Regions from separate parts of the Homo sapiens genome. Here regions 2 and 3 are each linked to region 1. Evidence: read pairs that join two places in POLR2A ChIA-PET (ENCODE). Cell type or tissue: Panc1. All regions are shown on one strand. Links, peaks and the distances in the headings refer to the core of each region. The heading gives the core; the rest is flanking DNA.

The links. Peaks named below come from ENCODE experiments on the same cell type or tissue, not always from the same donor. Only the 100,000 strongest peaks of a DNase experiment are listed, where the experiment ranks them.
Region 2: POLR2A ChIA-PET joins it to region 1 with 11 read pairs; 1 of 35 experiments calls an interaction of 5 or more read pairs at or near these places.
Region 3: POLR2A ChIA-PET joins it to region 1 with 8 read pairs; 6 of 35 experiments call an interaction of 5 or more read pairs at or near these places.

Annotation. Positions count from the first base shown.
Region 1 is chr17:61,193,481-61,201,258 of GRCh38, forward strand. The region is part of intron 22 of BCAS3 (BCAS3 microtubule associated cell migration factor); the gene reads left to right. Among named protein-coding and RNA genes, the nearest start is that of BCAS3-AS1, 61 kb to the left of the region's middle. In Panc1, for the core only: no CTCF peak of the experiment used is centred there; no DNase peak of the experiment used is centred there; H3K27ac peaks cover 4,073 bases.
Region 2 is chr17:61,833,421-61,841,198 of GRCh38, forward strand. All of the region lies in intron 6 of BRIP1 (BRCA1 interacting DNA helicase 1), which reads right to left. Among named protein-coding and RNA genes, the nearest start is that of BRIP1, 26 kb to the right of the region's middle. In Panc1, for the core only: CTCF peaks have their summits at 3,988 (motif pointing left) and 4,191; a DNase peak (open chromatin) is centred at 3,928.
Region 3 is chr17:61,067,373-61,075,150 of GRCh38, forward strand. BCAS3 (BCAS3 microtubule associated cell migration factor) reads left to right here. Exons shown (of 24, transcript NM_017679.5): 20 at 7,548-7,648. BCAS3-AS1 (BCAS3 antisense RNA 1) reads right to left here. Exons shown (of 6, transcript NR_186507.1): 3 at 3,468-3,510; 4 at 2,633-2,751. It also overlaps the pseudogene RPL23AP74. Among named protein-coding and RNA genes, the nearest start is that of BCAS3-AS1, 65 kb to the right of the region's middle. In Panc1, for the core only: no CTCF peak of the experiment used is centred there; no DNase peak of the experiment used is centred there; H3K27ac peaks cover 354 bases.

The sequences.
Region 1 (7,778 bases), core at 1,376-6,375:
GGTGCGGTGGCTCACGCCTGTAATCCCAGCACTTTGGGAGGCCGAGATGGGTGGATCACCTGAGGTCCGGAGTTTGAGACCAGTCTGACCAACATGAAGAAACTCCGTCTCTACTAAAAATACAAAATTAGCTGGGTGTCGTGGCGCATGCCTGTAATCCCAGCTACTCTGGAGGCTGAGGCAGGAGAATGGCTTGAACCCGGGAGGTGGAGGTTGCTGTGAGCCGAGATCGTGCCATTGCACTCCAGCCTGGGCAACAAGAGCGAAACTCCATCTCAAAAAAAAAAAAAAAAAAAAAAAAAAAAGATTGAATTTTTGAAAACCTAGTCATATTCTGCTTATAAAAAAAGTACAAGCCGGGCGTGGTGGCTCACACCTGTAATCCCAGCACTTTGGGAGGCTGAAGTGGGCGGATTGCTTGAGGTCAGGAGTTGGAGACCAGCCTGGCCAACATCACGAAACCCCGTCTATACTAAAAACACAAAAATTTGCCGGGCCTGGTGGTGGGCACCTGTAATCCCAGCTATTTGGGAGGCTGAGGCAGGAGAGTCACTTGAACCCAGGAGGCACAGGTTGCAGTGAGCCAAGATCGTGCCACTGCACTCCAGCCTGGGTGACAGAGCGAGACCCTGTCTCAGAAAAAGAAAAGAAAGGAAAGGCAGGGAGGGGAGGGGAGAGGAGGGGAATCTGCAGATTGTGCTATTAGCTCGTATTAGTGGTGTCAAATTTTAAGTCAGATTCTGCTGTAAGCAACAAATGGCTTCATTCTTTCCTCACTATTACAAATGCGAGACAGAGAAAGAAAACATGGCCTTGTAATGTCACAGACTTTGTCATTGGTTAACCCGAGTTCAGAGAGGCTTCCAAATCACATCAGTTAATTCCCCCAGCAAGTGAAAGCTGACTGAAATTATGAGCTGCCTTTAAAGCAATTCTAGCCCTCAAGCTTGTGAGGAGTCATAAAGATATACTAACTAAGCCGGGCGCAGTGGCTCACTCCTGTAATCTAGCACTTTGGGAGGCCAAGGCGGGTGGATCACCTGAGGTCGGGAGTTCGAGACCAGCCTGGCCAATATGGTGAAACCCTGTCTCTACTAAAACATACACAAATTAGTCAGGTGTGGTGGTGGGCAACTGTAATCCCAGCTACTCAGAAGGCTGAGGCAGGAGAATCACTTAAACCTGAGAGGCAGAGGTTGCAGTGAGCCGAGATTGTGCCATTGCACTCCTGCCTGGGCAACAAGAGCAAGACTCTGTCTCAAAAAAAAAAAAAAAAAAGATATACTAACTATGTGACTCTTAGATTCATAGGCTAAATTTCCTTTTGGATTGTTTTTCAAAGACTGAAAATGCCTATATTAGGAAATATCTTCACTTTCCATCTCCAGCTCCCCTATTTGTCAGTTCTTCTATTCTGACCCCTAAGATGTGGTTCACATTTTAATTACAGTTACATATGGCAGTCTCCATCCACCATAGCCAGCCAGCCTGCAGGCTTGAAGAGAATGAAGGAGAGCCTAATACTGCCTTCTTTCTGACAAGCTCTCATGGAGCTTTCACAGTTAAGACTCTGTCGATCTGTTGCAATGACTGAAGTGTCCTGTAAATGATCACTTATTACAAATGTTCAGGTAGATGTGTCACTTTAAGCATTAACAATTTATTTTTAACTACATTTCTTTATTCTTTACATATACCAATTGTGCTTATGCCCAGAAGGACTGGATACAGTATGTGAAAGCTGTAAAAATTGGCTGTTCATTCTCTTCTCATTTAACCGCAGATGAAATATTGGTTGTCCAGGATAAATCATCCTTAATGGGATATTTATACTCTTTCCACCAAACACTGTGCATCTCTCCACCAGCCGTACTCTCCCTATTTCCTTTTATTTTCCCAGACAAGGTCTCATTCTGTTGTCTAGGCTGGTGTGCAATGGTGCAATCATGGCTCACTGCAGCCTCAACCTCCTGGGCTCAGGTGATCCTCCTACCTCAGCCTCCCAAGTAGCTGGGACTGTAGGCATGAGCCACCATGCCCTGCTAAACTTTTCTTTTTCTTTCTTTTTTTTTTTTTTGTAGAGACAGGGTTTTGCCATGTTGCCCAGGCTGGTCTCAAACTCCTGTGCTCAAGTGATCCGCCCACCTTGGCTTCCCAAAGTGCTGGGATTACAAAGGTGTGAGCCACCGCACCCGGCCCCCCTCGTTTTTTAAAGATGGAATTTCTCTCTCTTTCTCAGGCTGGACTCAGACTCCTAGACTGAAAGCTATCCTCTCACCTCAGCCTCCCAAGTAGCTGAGACTTATTTATAAACTTTCCAGTTAATTGTGACTACAGTTATGCACAGATTAAACATAGGTTTATTCTGGTTGGTAATGATCATAAAGAATGATCTGACTGGCTATCTTTGGGAATGATTGTTTGTAGACTGTAGTAAAGATGAAAAGTCCAAACTGATTTTTATCTTTTTGTGCTGTTAAAGTATAAGGATCTAGAATTTTTATTTATGGACATTGATGTCAGAAGCATATGTAGGTAGTTTTAAAACTGAAAATATAGCTTGTTTTTACCTCTCATCTAACTTTGGAGACCACAGTCGCCTTTGCAGATCTATCTAGACAACTTCTGAGGTTTATTCAAGCCTCATTTGTTGCTGCTCTAAATTCTTGCTCTGACCCTATCTGAAATCAGTGTAGTCTGAACTACTAGAGAGACGTTATTCCGTAACACAGTGAATCTCAGAATTTATTTTTTCAACTGATACTTCCAGCTCTGGATTCTGTGACATTTGCCCAAAGGGAAACACCGGTCCCTTGGATTACACTGTGCATCCATTGTCTGAACTGTCACAGCAATAGCGCGTAAAGCTGTTTGCATAGCGTGCTAACTCTATCAGGGTCATTTCCAGTCTGTGGCCGCTAAAAATGAAAACCATGCCCCAGCCGGGACAAGAACAGGGTCAACAGCTGGCAAAGGATATGGCAATCATTTATATAAATATGCTTTCTCAAGCCCACAAAAACAAAAAACCCCAACCCAACAGCTGGGAAGGGTTGGAAGTAGCCCCAAGGCTGGTTAGTCCCCTTCCAGATGGGGAGGTTAGACTGGGGCTAGCCAGACTGCTCCACATAGACTTCCGATTCGAATTAGAAATGAAAAGAGGAGAGGAAAGGGAAAAGGAAGAAAGCCTACAAGCATGACTGCTCTGCTTTTCACCTAACTTAATCAAATAAGTGAAGACTTTCTGAGACGGAAGGCTTGCATTTATCGGCATTCATGCTCCGTTTTTTCTGTTTATCATAGGGTCTAATACACATTTTAACTGCTGAAACAGAAAGCATATATGCTCTAAAGTATAGTTTATATATAATGTCATGGTTATTTGTAGAGAGATTGAAGAACCGGTCTCAGATTTATGTCCTGTTTACATCTCCCAAACACTTATGTAGAACATTCAATGCTAGAGAAGATAATAATTGTGGTGTTGGCTCACTCCCAGAATTTTATCCAAGGGATAGGGTTCATTTTTGTAATTTGATTTACTTCATAATACATCGTTATTGCACATCTAATATATCCAACAGAATAACAAATACCGTTTTCCTGGGTTCACCTTAAGGTTGCATACCATGAGGCAAAGTATTATTTTTGTAACCTGTTGATGCTTCAAGAGGCAAAGGTGAAGAGTATATGACTTTCAAACTCTTCCAAGAGTGACATAGTAAAATAAAAGACACCACAGTGATGAAGAAAAAATTTGTTCTCATTATCTAGAAAAGGGCCGCTTCTTCCTAATAATGGAGAGTTCTGCTGAAGCCAAATTGAATGGCAAGCAGCACTTTCTTCCTCTCCAGTCTTACGTTTGCTTAAGGAAAAGCTTACATAATGAATACATTTATAGGTGTAGGATGAGCTCATGATATCAGAATCCATAAAGATATATAAATTAGGCTCTTTTGCCAACATTGAGGCATTGTCTTAGAGAATCTTCTGCTTTGACATAGAAGTTAGGTAATGCATTTTCCTTCTTGTAATGATCTGCCTGAAACAAACATTTAGCCTTACTCGTGGAATGTCAAAACTAGAAGGAACTGTAGTGATCATCTCAGATACCTCCTCTAATGAGTAGTAAAGATCAGAAAGTTAGAATGTGCACAGGGAGGATGCTGTGGACCCCTCAATCAGGTATACATCTTCCAACTATATACACACAGAGGACCCTATACTGAGAAAGAATAGTGCCAAGCCAGTCTGGATAAAGACCCTCGGGAGACCTGAATTATCAAAGCTATCTGCTGATCCCTCAAACACTCAGATTTACTGTGTAATTGTATAAAGTAAATTTCCCACTTTGTTCTGTGGCCCTATAGTATCAAAACAAATGTTTCTCAAGCATCAACACTTTATTAGAAATTCTCATGACTTCTAGATGTGGTTTTGGTCATTTCCATAGATAAGTAATAAGATGAGTGTGTTAGGTGTTGGCTCTGAAAGTCTATCCCATCTATCTATATAGTAATGAATATTAGATTTTAAGCTTGTTGGGGGCAAGAAAAGTAGGTCATCTTCATGTTTATATCCACTGAGTCTGGCACATATGAGTACTTAGTGGATGTTTGCTGATATGCGATTAAGATAAAGTGCAAGATATGTTTTTTTTTTTTCTTTTTTTTTTTTTGAGACGGAGTCTCACTCTGTCCCCCAGGCTGGAGTGCAGTGGCCCAATCTCAGCTTACTGCAAGCTCCACCTCCCAGGTTCATGCCATTCTCCTGCCTCAGCCTCCCAAGTAGCTGGGACTACAGGCGCCAGCCACCACACCCAGCTAATTTTTTGCATTTTTAGTAGAGATGGGGTTTCACCGTGTTAGCCAGGATGTTCTCGATCTCCTGACCTCGTGATCCACCCGCCTCGGACTCCCAAAGTGCTGGGATTACAGGCCTGAGCCACTGTGCCCAGCCCGATATGTTGATTTTCAAATAATTCATTAATTTAAGTATTTTCTTCTATAATAGCTACAACAATTTTATACTAAAACTTTTGGGGGGAAGGGCCATTACCTTAATTTACACAATAGATCAGTTAAGTTTTGCAAGAAGGTGAAAGTAGACAAACATGTTTTTGACACATTGTTATTGCTATTCCTGCGGTCTTTGATTCTGACCCATTTTTAGCTTCTGTGCATTTACTTTTAGTTAATCTGTTTGATTTGAATACACTGTTCAGTTAGTCTCAAACACTTTCTTAGCATTTATCTTCAAACCTTAAGTGTAAAAATGAGACAGAGGCTTAGAGGTGTCCTCGGAATTTTAGAACTAACGGTTTAATTTCCTGACTCTTAGAGTCCAAATGTTTTCTTAGATTGATGTGGATTGGTTTAACGTAATTGGAAGTTTGAAAGGTACATGTTTCTAAAGCTTTTAAGATAATGATACTTAGAAATCACTGATTGTTCCTTGATGATGAATGCCTTTAATATATGTTTACAAGCTCCAAAACTTTTAATATATCTTACCATACTCTGATTACTAGAAATATATAAATGAAACCAACATTTCTCTATCCTGGAAAAAAAGTGTCCAGTAGAGTCTGTCCTTCCTGAGCTTAGTTAAAGCAATTCTTGTATCTTTGTTTTATATTTTTTAACCTTTTCCAATCCTTAATACATTTGTGGTCTTACTGGGATATGCCAGGAAGAAATTTCTTCCTTCTATTTCTTCTCCCTCTTTTTAGCTGTCTACTGTATACCATGTAGAACCACAAAATGCATGTTTTTATCTGTTCTGTTGTGTAGAATGTATATGCTGCCAGCCAGCCTTACTCTTTCCTCTCTACACTGCCACAGCTACAACTGCTTCCCTGTCAAACATTAGAAAAACACAGGTGGGCACCTAGTGCATGGTGTTACAGTAAAGACAACTCGACATCATACTGACTACAAATTACCTCCCCTAGTTTAAAGGCAAATAGTAGCTATCACAACCAAATTTAGAATGTGACACCATTGTTTAGGTGTATGTGATTCATTTTTATTATCTAATCACATATTTTTTTCCCTTCTAATTTGTGCCCTGACTGCACCTTGTGAAAGGTTAGAACTGGGATAATAACTGTGATGAACAAGTTATTCAAGAAATACTTGCAAGGTGGACAATGTTAACTTTGAACAGTGAACACAAAGGGTAATGAATTACTAATACCATAGTTCCCTTCTCAAACAGCAGTGACAGCTTAATTTTGATAGGATCCCTATGATCTTTGTAAGCGTATTCATGCCAGGAATGTTGTCCTCAGCAATAGATCCTATCTCTATCCCTTTTCCAAAAGCCCGGTAAAGTTAGTTTGCTTAAAACTACCTGAAAATGTCTTTCTAGACATCCACCTTACTGCAGGGCCCTAGGGTCATAACCTCTTAACCTTACGGGTTATAGGTCTCTTGCTTTTTGATCTTTCTTGGTTCTTTAGTTTTTGCCTACTTCCTCCACAACATTCAAGCCTTGTTATATAAGGAAATTGGAAACACCAATTTTGGATGAGATAAGTTACCCTTTCTTCCAGAATAATCCAAAAAGATGATTTTAAATAGAAACATGCTTGGGAAAAATTTAGCAAAACTACAGCATCCTGTCTAAGCCAGTTTGAAGTTGCCCCCCTTCATTTCTTATCCTCTTTATAAAAAACAAAACAAAACCAACTTAGAACTTACTGTTGACTTAGTGATAAAGTTTTTATTCAGGTCCCAAAGGCAGCTTGCTTGAGACATCAGAAGGAGTCAGAGTGGTCTGAGCGAATGAGAAGGAGATTAATATTAATACAATTAGTTAGTTAGCTTATTATTCTTGCCTTACTGGGCAGTACACTGTTTGATAATAGTGACAACTAACATCAATTTGGCACTTACTATTGACAAAGCATTATTTATTATTTTATAGCCATAGCAACTTGGTAAAGGAGAGATTATTATTCTTATTTCATAATAAAGGAACCTGAGCTTCAGAAAGGGCCCTCGGCTTGCCGAAGGCCGTATGGTAAATCAATGACCGAGCTGGTGTGGAATGTTAGCCTCCTGGATCCTGATCGTTCAGCCTCCGAAACATTCCTACTGAAGAGGCATTAGGACTAGAGCGTATTTCTTTTGATTATCAATGCGGGTGGTAGTGAGGTATCCTCAGCTGTTTGGCTGGCTCTCTTATTATATTAGTATCTTTTTACTATTATCTTGCTTCTGTTTCAGCCAAAATTTGGATTTTGTTTCTTTGCCACACCCATAGGATCAGGTACAGTTAACCTGTTTGAGCCTAATAATCAAGTATTGTACTGAAATTCCAAATAGAATTGGAAAATGTACTTTTTTGATGGGCTACCTTTCCTCTTTCCTGCCTCATCCAAACAGTCTCCATTAGAAATAATAAAAACCCTCATAGGATTTTAAAGCCAAGTTAGCAGCCCTGAGTCAGGACAGGTGTTTATTTTTAATTCATACTCAGAAAGCACTGTTTACCCATTTACCAGACAGAGCAAGAAAGGACAAATAGTATATATAAAAAAAAAAAGAATTATAGGTCATACAGTTGTCTTTTCATTCCATAAAAATTAGGAGGTCTCTTTTAAAACATTAAGATAATGTTGAAATAAATACATTTTAACCCGAACCTAAAACCAAACAATGACAGGAATATTTCTCCTTAAATGCAGACTACCTGGCATTCGCAGGTATCTGCTAGAGGCAAAGTCAGAACGAATGAGGAGGCCTGCAGACAGTAATCATACTTCCATCTCA
Region 2 (7,778 bases), core at 1,615-6,614, 640 kb after region 1:
GCACTTTGGGAGGCCAAGGCAAGCGGATCATTTGAGGTTGGGAGTTCGAAACATGCCTGGCCAACAAGGCGAAACCCTGTCTCTACTAAAAATAAAAGAAATTAGCCAGGCATGGTGGCAGGCACCTGTAATCCCAGCTACTCGAGCGGCTGAGGCAGGAGAATTGCTTGAACCCAGGAGGTGGAGGTTGCAGTGAGCCAAAACTGCACCACTGCACTCCAGCCTGGGTGACAAAGCAAGACTCCACCTCAAAAAAAAAAAAAAAAGCCATAATTATTGGAGCTGAAGGACATACTCAAGCAATTAGTCATCCATTCTATCATCCTACCCCTAGGCAAATTTGCAGACAAGGCAAGAGATTCACACTAACTCCACTAACCTCTGGCCTAACTTAACCAAGATTACAATAGTATAGAACGGGCTGGCAAACTTTTTCTCTAAAAGGCCAGAGATTTTCCTGCTGGCTGAACATGAAAAGAAAGAAAAGAAAAATACATAAATAGACAGAGTATATATTTTAGGTTTTGTGAGCCATATGGTCTCTGTCACAACTACTCAACTTTACTGTTATAACGCAAAAGTTCCACAGACAATATGTATAAACAAATGTAAAATGCGTTCAAAAAAACTTTATTTATAAAAGCAGGCAGCAGGCTGTATTCTGCCCATGGGTCATAGTTTGCCAACCACTGGCATAGGAAAAAAGATTACGACAAAAAAGTATCCATCAAAATAGACCTGCTAAATTTTACTATGACCGTGATATATTAGGTGAAAAATAAAAGCTATATACTATAATCCTAATTTTGTGTGTGGGGAGGGAGTATATATGTAATATATGTGTAATATATGTCATATATACTACATAACAAATATATGTAATATATACTACAGTATCAACCCCTTTACAGGGGTTGAGCTCTGTACAACACCTGATTGCAGGAGTGAGCCACCACGCTCGGCCCAATAATTACGATTTTTTTGAGAGCCTGGAGAAAACATAGTAGTGTTCTCTATGGTGGAAATGTTTACATATATACTCAGTTGATACTGGGTATATATGTAATATATACTACGTAACAAAAATGGCAACAAATTCTACTTATCTTTGTATATAAGCTCCCTTTCAAGGTTACTTTGTAGCTCTTCCTACCAAGATGTGAGCTTTACCCCTTGAGTCTGGATTTGGTCATGTGATTTGCTTTTGGTGACTGGAACATTAGCAAACCTGACACAAACAGACTCAAAAGGCATTTGTACACTGGGGCTTGTTCTCTTGCTGCTCTTGGAACCCTGAGGCCACCATATACATAAACCAGAATTAGCCTGCTAGATGATGAGAGAGACCCACCTCATGGTCCCAGCTGACTACCAATCAACTCCCTGAAGCAGGGCTGCCTTGCTGACTTACAGCTGACCTGCAGTTGACCACAGACACATGAGTAGGCCACCTGAGATCAGCAGAAGAAATGCCCAGCTGAGCCCACCCTAAATTGCTGACCCCCACAACAGTAAGCTAAATAAATGGTTGGTTTGTTACAGCAACAGATAACATTGCATGTGTGTGTGCACGCACATGTGCGCACTTAAGAATAGACAGCAGGCAGAATATCAGGGGTTGATATTGAGGAGACAGTTTAATTAAGGATTAATGTTAATAATTTAAGTACACATTTTGGTGGTTCCCAAATTTTCTCTTAGATGATGCTTTTATATTCAGAAAAAAGTTATTTAGAAATATAAAATTTAATTCAATATAAAAGAGTATTTTTCATTATTTCCACTAAATATTGAAAGTCTAAAAATATGGACATCTTGACCTGATGTATTTAAATGAACTGATAGATTTTACTTTCTAACAGAGAGTTTGGAGATAAATAGTTACAGGTACATAGGAAACTAAGCAAAGGACAAGACAACTACTAGCACCAAAAAAAATAAATACTGGTTTGGGGAAAGAACTGTAATAAGTTTAAATATTTATAGAATTATAACAATACAAATACCAAATGCTGGCAGGCTGAAGGGTAGAAGTAATGAGAAAGGAGAAAAGAATAGGAGGAAGACAACAGAAAGTATCTAAAACCGAAAACTCAAGAGAAAAGCAAAATATGCATGCTACTTCAAAAACTATCAGAATACAAAGGATAAATAATTGAAAATTATTTACTTCAGATAGTGGGAATTGGTGAATAATAGAATTAGGGCAGGGGTCTACTGCTTTTCTGTTTGAAGCCAAGTGGAATTCTTTGACATATTTTTTCACACATACTGTTAAAAAAAAAAAATTAAAGAGAAAAAAAAGTCCAGGAACCAATCCAAGTACATATAACAATTTAGTACATGATAACAGCAAAACTTCAAAACTGGAAAAATGATTAAGTGACACTGGGACAACTGATCAACTATTTGGGAAAATATGCAATTAGAGCCTGACCTCATACATGCATGAAAATAAATCCCATAAACAAGAGAGTTAAATGCACAAACAAAACTGTAAAAGAACTATTAAAAATATCCTTATAAATTTATAGAAACGGATCTAGAAAGATCCTCATGAAAGTGTTCATGGTGTTTCCTTCTGGAAAGCAGAAAGGGAGATGGGGTTAACATAAGGGAGAACATTTTAATTTTTATTCTGTATTGGTTTTTATAATGTTAAAGGTTTTTCAAAAAATGTTATTACTCTTTTTTTTTTTTTTTTTTTTTTGAGACAGGTTTTGCTCTGTCACCCAAGCTGGAATGCAGTGGCATGATCACAGCTCACTTTAACCTCTACCTCCCGGGCTCAAGCAATCCTCCTGCCTCAGCCTCCTGGTAGCTGGGACCACAGGCATGAGCCACCACACCAAGCTAATTTTGTTTGTTTGTTTTTTGTAGAGACAGGGTCTTGCTATGTTGCCCAGGCTGATCTCAAACTCCTGGGCTCAAGTGATCCACCTACCTCAGCCTCCCCAAGTGCTGGGATTACAGGCATAAGCCATCATGCCTGGCCAAAAACTATTTTTAAATCTGCATTAAGTCACCTGTATTTAACAATACTGTCATACCCTCTTAGGTATAAGGATCTGAGTAAAAATTGTAAGCTACAAGAAACAGTGGTGAATCATACATCTACTTAACTATGGCCATTTTTTTCATTCATTTATTCAACAAATAATACAAGTAGCTACTAGGTGCAGGCTCTGTGCCAGATGCTGGTTATAAAAAACTGAAAAAAAGAGACATTACACTTGTCCTTATGGTCAGTCTGGTAATGAGACAAACAAAACAAAAAACAGTTAAACCTACAAATAAATAAATAATTATAAATTTGGGTAAGCATTGTAAATGCTTAGATTTGGTGTTGAGACACTAAAAAAGGGACGAATCTTGAATAAATAACCTGCATGGTAATGCATATAATATGACCTGTAACAGTATAAAAATGAACTGTCATCAAAAAGTCATCTGGAAGAGTTTATTCAGAGACAGAATAGTGAGGTGGTTTAGAGGATCAATTCCAGAGCCAGACTGCCTGGGTTTTAATCCAGCTTCTACTCACCAGGTTTGTGACATGAACAAGTTATTCAAATACTCTGTGGCTCAGTTTCCTCAGCTATAATTGCGGAAAATATTAATACCTTCCTGATACGGTTGTTATAAAGATTGAGTTAAATTCTTTTATTTTGAAAACTGTCAAACCCAAAGAAAAGTTAAAAGAACATGACAATAAGCATCAACTCACATGAACCTGTATTTGCCAGGTGAATTAATATTTCTAAAGTGCTTAGCAGAGTGTCTGGCACATAACACAGTAAGCACCAGTATCAGCATATATATGCAGTTATGTTAAATAGCTATTTTAAATAAAAGTAAATTAAAACCATAAAGTAAAAGAAAGAAGGGTAGGAAGGAAGGAAATAAAAATGGGGTATGGGAGGAAGAAAAAGGAAGAAAAATAGCCTAAGGATCGCCCCAGTGTTAACACTTTGTAAGAAGGTCAACAGCGCACTCTGCTGGACCCAAGTGTCTTCCACACACCAGGCCCAAGTTATGAATTAAAATAATATGCTACTGCTACATTAAATCAAATATAATTACTTTAATTAAAGTATATAAAGAATGTTAGCATTTATTTAATGAATAAATAAAAAGCAGGTATAAGCATAAGAATATATCTGAAGACAACCCTGGCTATTGTGAGGATTTACTAAAAAAAGAACAGAATATAAATAAATCTAGAGAAAATGATTATGAATGATAGAACAAAGTAATATCAAAACGTTAACATACTATTCTAAAAAACAATGTTTTTCTTAACTATATTTTGACCATGTGGAGACAGATGCTTCACTAGAACTTTGACATATGAATTGTCAGATTAAGAAAATAAATCTGAACTGTAAGGAAAGGGATCAAGCAGGGGACACCAGAAAGTTAATTATATAAGAAAAGGTACTGACACTATCTTCCGACTTGAAAAGAGAGTTAGGAGACTAGAAATGATAGAAAAATAAAGAGACAACAATCTACTTCTCCAATCCACTAGGTGGAAACTAAATGATTTTCATAAAAACTAAGAAAATTTGAAGAACCTAAAAAGTTTAATGTCAAATTCAGGGGAAAACAGAAATCATCAAACTAATTTACCATTTAATTTATGGAAGAAGGTTTGTCAAAAGTAATGCAACTGCAGATTTGAAAAACGTGAAGACTAAGACACACCTTTGCAGGGATGAGAATTAAACCATTAATTTATGAATCCAAATAAATATTTCTATTTAAAAAATACTGTACTCCCTAGTATCATATAATAAAAAGCAAGATAGGAAAAGCGTCCTTAGAATTTAAAGGTGTTAGAATTCAATTAGATATAACGTATCTCCTGACCTCGTGATCCGCCCGCCTCAGCCTCCCAAAGTGCTGGGATTATAGGAGTGAGCCACCATCCTGGCTAACACGGTGAAACCCTGTCTCTACTAAAATATAAAAAATTAGCTGGGTGTGGTGACGGGCGCCTGTAGTCCCAGCTACTTGGGAGGCTGAGGCAGGAGAACGGTGTGAACCCAGGAGGCGGAACTTGCAGTGAGCCGATCGCGCCACTGCACTCCAGCCTGGGCGACAGAGCGAGACTCCCTCTCAAAAAATAAATAAATAAATAAATAAATAAATAAATAAATAAATAAATAAAGCATCATTAAATCTAGTCTCCCATTCTTTTTCCTTCCATATGAAGGAACTGGTTTTCACAAAAAAGTTACTTACCCAAGTCTATCAATTTACCTTATTCAAGATTATTACAAGGTCTAGATTAAAATACAACAGATAAAATGTGAGGCATTTTGGTCTGAAGAAAAAAGCAAAAATAAAAAAATATAAAAAAAAGTGAGGCATATGATCTGTCAGCATAAGAAAAGTTCTAATATATGGACTACTTTTTTTTCAATTACTTTATCCAAAAGTTTTGGCAATAAACTCATTTCAAAAGCTGCTGTATAATAAATATTAAAACTTACGACATTAATACACATGAAACTATTTTTCTTCTACTTTTCATGAAACCACCTATCCCAAAATCTACAGAAAATACTTTTATGATTTATAATAAGTCACTTTGCAAAGACTAAGAAATGTTACAGCAGAAACCAAAGTAATTTCCTACAAGGAAAAATATTTACTCCCCTATGACACCCAAAAATCCCATTTTTTAAATAAATTACCTCTACTCATATCCCCATTATTTTTTCTTATATTACATTCTTGGAAATAATTAGTCCTTGTTCTCTGAAAACCTAGATGTATTATTTAATGCTAGAAATCCATGAGAAATTTACTAAAAATTTACTTAACATACAAAAAGGAGAAACATTCATGCTCACTAAAACTATACATTTTATAATAATTATATTTCTATTATAAGTACTTATCCTATTTTTATGTTAGGAAGAAAAAAATAAAGTTGAAAATACAAATCATTTTACCTATGTATTTTTGGGTTTTTTTTTCCCATAACCTTTCAGAAAGCACATAAAATTACTTTATACGTCATGTTTTTCATCATAGACTACCATGAAAAGAAACAAATATTAGAGCTCAACCATATGTTCTTTGCATTGCAAAAGTGCTTTGATGTCTGTTAAATTTACTTTATGCATGTTTAATTAGTATGACATATATCTCTTACATCTTCTTGCAAACAAAAATTCAGTGTCACACTAGTGAAATGTTATCATTTGAGGGACTAGATTTAATTGAGAGATTTAACTTGTTCAAGAAGTTTTCAGACTTATGAGAAATTGTCAGAGGCCTATATCTTAATGTTATGAGTAATAAATCACCCACTTATGAAAAATTATTCCATTTCTAGAGATATGTAGAGTTATACCACCTAAAGCCAAGGAAGAAAATATGCAATTTCTAGCTTAAAAATAAAACAGATATAAAGATACAGATATACAATTATAGATACAGCTATATTTTACCAATGAGCAGACCATAATCAATGATCAACATATATCAGCATACTACATAACCAAAAGGAGAAATCAATCAAAGCATTAGGCTTAAAATTAAGGTACTCAACCAAGGGCACAGTAGATGTGCTTATGGTCAAGCGGTTTAGACTCAAAAGATTTCAGCCATAAACATCTTCAACAGATATCAAAAGAATTTTTGGCCAGGTTCCGTGGCTCACGCCTGTAATCCCAGCACTTTGGGAGGCCGAGGCAAACAGATCACCCGAGGTCAGGCGTTCAAGGCCAGCCTGGCCAACATGGTGAAGCCTCATCTTTACTAAAAATACAAAAATGAGCTGGGCGTGGTGTCAGGTGCTACTTGAGAAGCTACTCAAGAGGCTGATTTAGGAGAATCACTTGAACCCAGGAGGCAGAAGTTGCAGTGAGCCGAGATCGCCCACTGCACTCCATCCTGGGTGACAGGGGAGACTCCGTCTCAAAAAAAAAAAAAAAAAAAAGAAAAGGAATTTTCTACTAAACTCTAAACCTAACTCCTCAAAATTTATAATGTTGATCAGTATTATCAACAATAACATTAATAATAGCTTTCAGCAGCATTTAAAAATAAGAACTACAAGGCCAGGTGCAGTAGCTCACACCTATAATCCTGGCATTTTGGGAGGCCAAGGCAGGTGGATCGCTTAAGCCCAGGAGTTTGAGAGCAGCTTAGGCAACATAGCGAAACCTTGTCTCTAAAAAAGTTAACCAAATAAATAAAATGAAAATAAGAACTACATATTACTCCAAGCAACCTACAGATTCAATGTAATCCCTATCAAAATACCAATAACATTCTTTACAGGAATAGAAAGAACAATCCTAAGATTCATATGGAACCACAAAGACCCTGAATAGCCAAAGTAATAGTATGCAAAAAGAAAACTGTAGGCACCACGCTATGTACTACACAAAGCTATAGTAACCAAAACAGAATGGTATTAGTATAAAAATAGACACATAGACCAATGGAACAGAATAGAGAACCGAGAAGTAAATCCAGGTATTTACAGTTGACTGATTTTCAACAAAGATGCCAAGAACACATATCGGGGAAAGGACTCCCTCTTCAATAAATGGTGCTGAGAACACTGGATGTCCATATGCAAAAGGAAAAAACTAGATCCCTCTCACCATCTACAAAAACCAACTCAAAATAGATTAAAGACTTAAACATAAGACCCAAAACTATAAGACTACTAGAAGAAAACATAGGGCAAAAGCTTCAGGACACTGATCTAGGCAGATTTTATGGGTAAGAATTCAAAAGTACAGGCAACAAAA
Region 3 (7,778 bases), core at 1,109-6,108, 130 kb before region 1:
CAGCCCTAAAGCAGATTGGCTTTTGTTTGCTTTACACATACTCACATATGAAAATATATAAATAGGCTGAACACAGTGGCTCACACCTGTAATCTCAGCACTTTGGGAGGCTGAGGCAGGCGGATCATGAGGTCAAAAGATCGAGACCATCCTGGCCAACATGGTGGAACCCCACCTCTACTAAAAATACAAAAATTAGCTGGGTGTGTGGTGCGCACCTGTAATCCCAGCTACTTGGGAGGCTGAGGCAGGAGAATCGCTTGAACCTGGGAGGCGGAGGCTGCAGTGAGCTGAGATCATGCTGCTGTATACCAGCCTGGTGACAGAGCAAGACTCCATCTCAAACAAACAAACAAAAAAAAAAAAAAATATATATATATATATAGAAACACACACATGTATACACAGAAGCCCATATATTCCTATAAGAAAAATACCATAAGTGATTTTTTAGCTCTTATTTACTCACTATAAGCATGATTTGCTTATAAATACTAAAAACAGACAGGCTCACAGTTACCTCATAATGATCTACTCATCCTGCCTTTGCTCGTTGATGTATATTTAGCAAAAGCCTGTGTGTAGAGGCAGTACTTTTGAAGTTGTATTCTCTAAAGTAAATTGATAGTATTCCCTATTCAGTATTTTCCTTTTCAGTTTGGCAGATAAGGTGTGTTTGAAAATTACTGTACTAAGAACATGGCTAGATTTATATCCTTGTACCAAGTTTATTAATTATCTAAGGACAGTTGGTAAATATAAAAGATACTAAACATTTTTCTTTAGGGTAGCTATTTTGTATCTTGGTCCATTGAACTTGGATTTGCAAGATATGTAACTTTATTTTTCTTTAAATAAACTCTATTAAGTTTTTTTTAGTACCTCCATTCGAAGAAAGGTGGAAAAATTAATCTCAATCAATTATACCACCTCCAAAGTTACATCTAAATTCTCTAGGGTGTTCAGGGTATAAAAGTATGAGGTAAGGGATTTGGGGACATTTTGTCCTAATTGTCACCACTGACATGTCCCATTTCCCCACCAGATCATTGGCCATTGGTTCATATAGGTCTCTGCAGCATCCATTCTTGTTTCTCATCCAGCTCCTGTCAGTTGTCTGGACTATGTCCATATTATTCTTGTACATGTATGAAACATTCTTCTCCTCTAAGCTATGGAGAACATGGTAAGGTTGTCACAGACCTGGCTGTACAGACACACTATGTGCACACCATTTCTACTCTTGTACCATGTGGGATCTCTTGCCACTTCCCTTAACTCTGCCCAAGATTGAAGACATAAGTTTTCACCGCCATTGGTCCCTAAAACTTCTTCTGGGATTCTGTCGTTTCCCACTCCTCTTTGTGACCCTCTTTTTTCCCCTTTCTGTCTCTGCCAGTCTCGCTCCAATCTCAGGGTATCATTCCTAATATTTGAGTGGTTAGAAGCATGGAAACTTTGCTCTTATCATATTTTCTTTTTATCAAGGTTGTAAATTCTTTTTTCCATGTGAACAGGTATGTCATTCCTTCCCAAGGTAGTAAACATAGAATGTTCTTCCTACCTGGATTGAGAGAAATTTTTTAATATAAATAAATGCAAGTGGTGAAATAAAATGGATAGACTTTGTCAGAGGAGCAAAAGAGAGGATAATTCTATTTAAAGAAAAAGCCAAAGAAGCATTAGGTAAAGCCAAAGACACAAATAATGGTAACCCACAATTAAAAAACAAAAAACCAAAGAAGTGACTTGGGAAATAGTAGAAGGAGAGATGAAAAAGAAGCATTGAAAAAAATCATGCAAGACCAACAAGAATCCCCAAATAAATGGAAGTCAAAGATTGCAGATTTACAGGAAAAGGGAAGAGTAATAAAGCTACCCAGCCTGGGTTTGCGATAGGGAAGGTACAGTTTCAGGGCAGGTAAACTAAATTTGATAGTGATGATGAATGTGATGGAGAATGGTGCAACTGAGCCAATGAAAAGAGCAAAAGAAGAAACAAAGAAGAACCTGCGCCACAAGGACAAAAAACAGAAAATGGTGCCAGAGACCAGTAGTTGAGTGCACAGATTTTTAAATTCATTTTAATTAGGTTTTAAGCTGCTTTTGTTTTGGGACTTTTAAAACAAAATCCAAATTAGGCCTACTATTCAATGTCCACCTGCAAGAAAGGAAAACTTTCAGGCCAGGTGTGGTGGTTCATGCCTGTAATCTCAGCACTTTGGGAGGCTAAGGCGGGTGGATCACTTGAGGTTAGGAGTTTGAGACCAGCCTGGCCAACATGGCAAAATCCCGTCTCTACTAAAAATACAAAAATTAGCCAGGCATGGTGGCGCACGCCTGTAATCCCAGCTACTCAGGAGGCTGAGGTGGGAGGATCGCTTGAACACAAGGTGGAGGCTGCAGTGAGCCGAGATCATGCCACTGCACTCCAGCCTGGGTAACAGAGTGAGACCCTGTGTAAAAAAAAAAAAAAAAAAAAAGACCCTTTTCACAAGATGGCGCCGAAAGCGAAGAAGGAAGCTCCTGCCCCTCCTAAAGCCGAAGCCAAAGCGAAGGCTTTAAAGGCCAAGAAGGCAGTGTTGAAAGGTGTCCACAGCCACAAAAAGAAGAAGATCCGCACGTCACCCACCTTCCGGCAGCCGAAGACACTGCGACTCTGGAGACAGCCCAAATATCCTCGGAAGAGCGCTCCCAGGAGAAACAAGCTTGACCACTATGCTATCATCAAGTTTCCGCTGACCACTGAGTCTGCCATGAAGAAGACAGAAGACAACAACACACTTGTGTTCCTTGTGGATGTTAAAGCCAACAAGCACCAGATTAAACAGGCTGTGAAGAAGCTCTATGACATTGATGTGGCCAAGGTCAACACCCTGATTTGGCCTGATGGAGAGAAGAAGGCATATGTTCGACTGGCTCCTGGTTACGATGCTTTGGATGTTGCCAACAAAATTGGGATCATCTAAACTGAGTCCAGCTGCCTAATTCTGAATATATATATATATATATATATATATATATATATCTTTTCACCATTTAAAAAAAATAGAAAGGAAGCTTTTTTGTTGTTGTTTAACTTGTCTTTTTTGTTATTCACATGAGAATTTTTTTGAATGTATAGTTCTATTTGTGTAATTTCAGATGATTCAATATCAAAAGGAAGATTCTTCCATGAAATTGCCTTTGTAATATAAGAATGTATTAGTACAAACTAAGAAAATATATGCTATATAAAAAGAGCAAAAACTTAGTTTATTTTTACCTTTTTGTGCCCAAAGCATTTGAGAATGAATTTTAAACTAGAATGTTGGCTATTGATTATGGGCCCTTCCCACAGATAATTTATCCTGTCTCCTAGGCTGGCCTTCTGTATTTACACAGGCAGCCTGGTAACATTAGAAAGAATTACTTGTCACAAAGCTTTTCAATACTATATGTAGACTGACTAAAATCAAGAGACTTACTGATTTCTTTGTATGAAAGTTGTGTGACGCTGGCAGGTCATATCTGTAAAACAGAAGCCACCTAAGGTCATTTCCAAACACTTAACCACCTTTGACTAAAACAACAACAACAACAACTACAACAAAAACTAAGAAAAGTATTAAATACTGGTAAGCTGAACATTTTAGATCTGTCCCTTTAACTTATGCATATACTGGCTTGATATGTCCCCCAACATCAGCCATGGAAAACAGAGCCTGGCTCTTCTGCTATAATGGCCATTTATACTGAAATTTGAGGTTATAGTGAAGAATTTAGAAGGATAACAAGTGGACAAAAAAAGTAAATCCTATGAAAATGATAGTACCTTTCTATTTTAAATTTCCTAATAATTTATAGCTAACTTAATCTCATAATAACCATGCTTATTTCAGAATTTTCTTGTCTAGATTTTAGAAATGGCAATAAGTAACTAATTATTTTCCTCCTAAGCTCTCAAATGAAAACCAGTTTTTCATATTTTTTCCTTTTAAAGAATAATGTAGATTCTCCAAACTTTTACTACTGATCTATTTTAGAGGAATGGCAGTGAGTCTACTCCTGTATAATGCAGCTCTCAAATTTTAATGTGTAATAAAATCACCTAGGGATCTTGTTGAAATGCAGATTGTAATTCAGTAGGGCTGGGTGGGTGGAGCCTGAAGTTATTTATTTCTAACAAGCTCTGCGAGGGATGTCAATGTTAATGGTCTGAGGACCACATTTGGAGGAACAGCGTTCTGGCTTGGTGGTATACTGTTGGGACTGTTCTAAGGTATTCCATACTACATATTGTAATTCCTAAAACTGTATAGAGAATCCAATACTAAATATAATAGGAAGACCAACAGATTTTAATAAATATATTACATTACCAATTATTATGAACAGTAATATATCTAGTTGTATGTTTAACACCACAGTGCCAATTAATGATTAATTTATTGTGAAAAAAATATGTTCTCTTATTGCACTCTTCTTTCAGACTTTTCAAAATTATTTGGATTATAGTTAGCTTCTAATTATAAGCTTTTCCTGTTTTGATGTTTGTGCTTTTACCCAATTTAGTAATAAAAATGTATCAAACATGGAAAAAATGGTGAGGCAGAGGAAGGATATTTATTTGATAATGAAAAATATTATCCCACCAGATTTATTTTTTATATTGCCCATCTTCTGATGGCTTCCAAGTATGCTTAATTAGAAAACTATTTTTGGTGAAAAAAGGGGATGGAAATTCTTATAATCTCTTTAGGATTTTGGGGTGCATATTTATGGTACTATTTCTAGATGTATATTTGGAATCTTTATTACTTCCTTTGGAAAGTTAATGAGGGCAGAGAGGATCTTTCTCCCTTCTCACTGTGGAAAATTCCAAACATACACAAAACTAGAAAATAATAGTATAGTGAGCCTCCATGTACCTATCAGCCAGCTATAACAATGATCAACTAATGACCAATCCTGTTTTCATCTGTAATTCTACCTCCCACCTTCATCCCTGCACTGGGTTATTTTGAAGCTAATCCCAGACATTATAATATATTATCCCTATTTTGATGATGGATAAATAAGTGTCCAGCCATTCTAGTGCCGTTACTTACTTAGTACAGAATCCAAAACTCCAACCACCCAGTAAATACTTATTGAGTACTTGTTCTGTGACACGTACTAGTCTAGGCTCAGCATATATAAAACACAACATAAACTTTTGGAGAAATTCACATTAGGTACTAGCTAGTTACGTAAGGCATGGTTACTCACTTCTACTTAAAAATTGCTAATTGCTTTCCATCATATTACTCGAGCTTTATTACCAAAAAAAAAAAAAAAAAAGAAGAAAGGAAAAGCCCACAGTAATCTGCTGGTCCTACTTCCTTTGCCTTACTGACTTAACCTTCCACTCACAACATGGCTTATCCCACCCAACCACAGTGGCCTCCTAGCTGTTACTTATTCCCTTTATGTTTACATCTCAAAATCTTTGTACTTAACATTCCCTTGGTCACACCTCTCCTTCAGATATTTGCATAACATATTACCTCACCTCTTTAAAATCTTCTCTGCCCTCATCTGCTTTCCAGCCTCTACATATTTTCCATATTCACATTTTTCACTAGTATTTAAGGGGTGGGAATTTCAAGGATCCTCTTGTTCTCTTCTGTATTAAGAATTAATATAGAATTTAGTGGTGGGAAGATAACTTAGCCTTTTGAAAATATCATTACTTATCAGCCTTTCAATGTATATCAATTATTTCCAAAAGAATGCTGAAATAATAGTTATTGTGATATTCTTTTCTTCTTGATATAATTTGTCATCACAAGAATGTAGGTGTATGCTTTTGTGATCATTTGTGTTTTGTACAAATGCCACCATGCCGCTTGGCTGTAGAACTATGATTTTGAAGAACTAGCAGCTAAAAGTTTTGATTACTGCAGATCTTACACTTTAATACTGTGTATGCCTCTGCTGAGTAATTCACTGAATTAGCATTTCTCCTCTTGCAGCAAGTTAAGATAAGCTTTTTGTGAGTCTGTGTCTTTTAAAATCTTGCCCTAGGTTATGCTTTGTCTACTTTATTTGTATCTGTTTCACTAAGATACAGTTTTTCAAAATACTACCTTGTTCTAGCAAGAGCTCAGTGAGGTTGGCATTCTCTTTCACTGCTTGGGTAAGTGTATAACTCTTTCTGGGAACATATATTAAGAAATTTATATATTTACATCCTCTGATTTCATATGTAGGAATCTAACTCAAGGAAATTTTTGTATGTTGATGTGTATATATAAATGTCTTTTGGTGGTAGAAATTATGAGGGTTTTCAGCTTCTCATTCTTTTCTATTTCTTCCACACTTCTTTAATGATCATCTCTTACTTTCTTACTTTTCTTTCTACTTACCTCCCCTCTTTTTCTCTGTTCCTCCCAGTACTTCATTGCTTGATTTCTCTGAGTATTAAAATGGTAGGCCAGGCGTGGTGGTTCATGCCTGTAATCCCAGCACTCTGAGAGCCAAAGCCAGAGGATCACTTGAGGCCAGGAGTTTGACACCAGCCTGGTCAACATTGTGAGATCCTGTCTCTACAAGGAAGAAAATATTGGGCAGGCATTGGTAGCTCATGCCTGTAGTCTCAGCTACTTATTAGACTGAGGTGAGAAGATGGTTTGAGCCCAGAAGTTTGAGGTTACAGTGAGCTATGATCATGCCACTGTAATCCAGCATGTGTAACACAGCAAGATCCTATCTCTTAAGAAAAAAAAAAAAAAAAAAAGATTAAATACAATCATGTATGAGGTTGGGGGGTTATATGGGAAATATCCGTATCTTTAGCTCAACTTTGCTGTGAACCTAAAACTGCTGTTAAAAAAAAAAAGAAGAAAAAAAGAAAAAAATACCTTTAGAGACATGGAGACAGACAGAGTGAGTGAGTCGTAGCTTCCAAAGAAGAGACTAAGATTTTGAGGAGATAATATCTGGTTCATATTAGGAACTCAGTAAATATTTTTGAATCATTGTATTGTTTTACTAAGCAAATGTTCCTATTTGAATGAAAAAGTAGGCTGTTGTAATTTGACTATGTCATACCACTTAAGAATCATGAAAACTACTCAGGTATCTAAGAAAGATGATGTATTTCTCTGGATAAATGAATTTTTTTTAGGACTGAAAGCATTTTTTCTATTAAGTGTGCATGTTTATGCCTAGCATTTATATGAAGCTACTAAATAAACTCTTTTAAAGAATCCTAATGTCATCCCCCAATGAATAGATTTGTCGCTGCTCTTCAGTGTACTTTTGCTATTAGCATATGTAGTTAGTTGTTTATTTCTTTTATTGCAAGAAGATGGCATTACTAAATTTCTGTAGATATTTTTTAAAGTATCTTATTCCTAAGAACTTCATTCTTACTTGTTCAATAATTGTTTGAATTGCCTTTTTGCTTTAAAGTATTATATTTTATCTTATAAATTACCATAGTATCCAAAATGGTTGTGCCCACGTCTGTTTTTCCACTGCATGGAATGAAGTGGTTTAAATCTATTTTCTTTCTCCTATAGTGGTTCCCCCTGGAAGTCCTGGGCCCATTACTCGACATGGGTCTTACGACAGTTTAGCTTCTGACCATAGTGGACAGGAAGATGAAGAATGGCTTTCCCAGGTAAAACTCTGAAATATTGAGAGTATTAAAGTAAAATAAAACAGAAATTTACTGTTTTTATTCTTTTCCTTAGAGGTAAAAGGGGAGAATTGGTAACTCTTTATTGGATTATCAAGAATTAGTTGTCTTT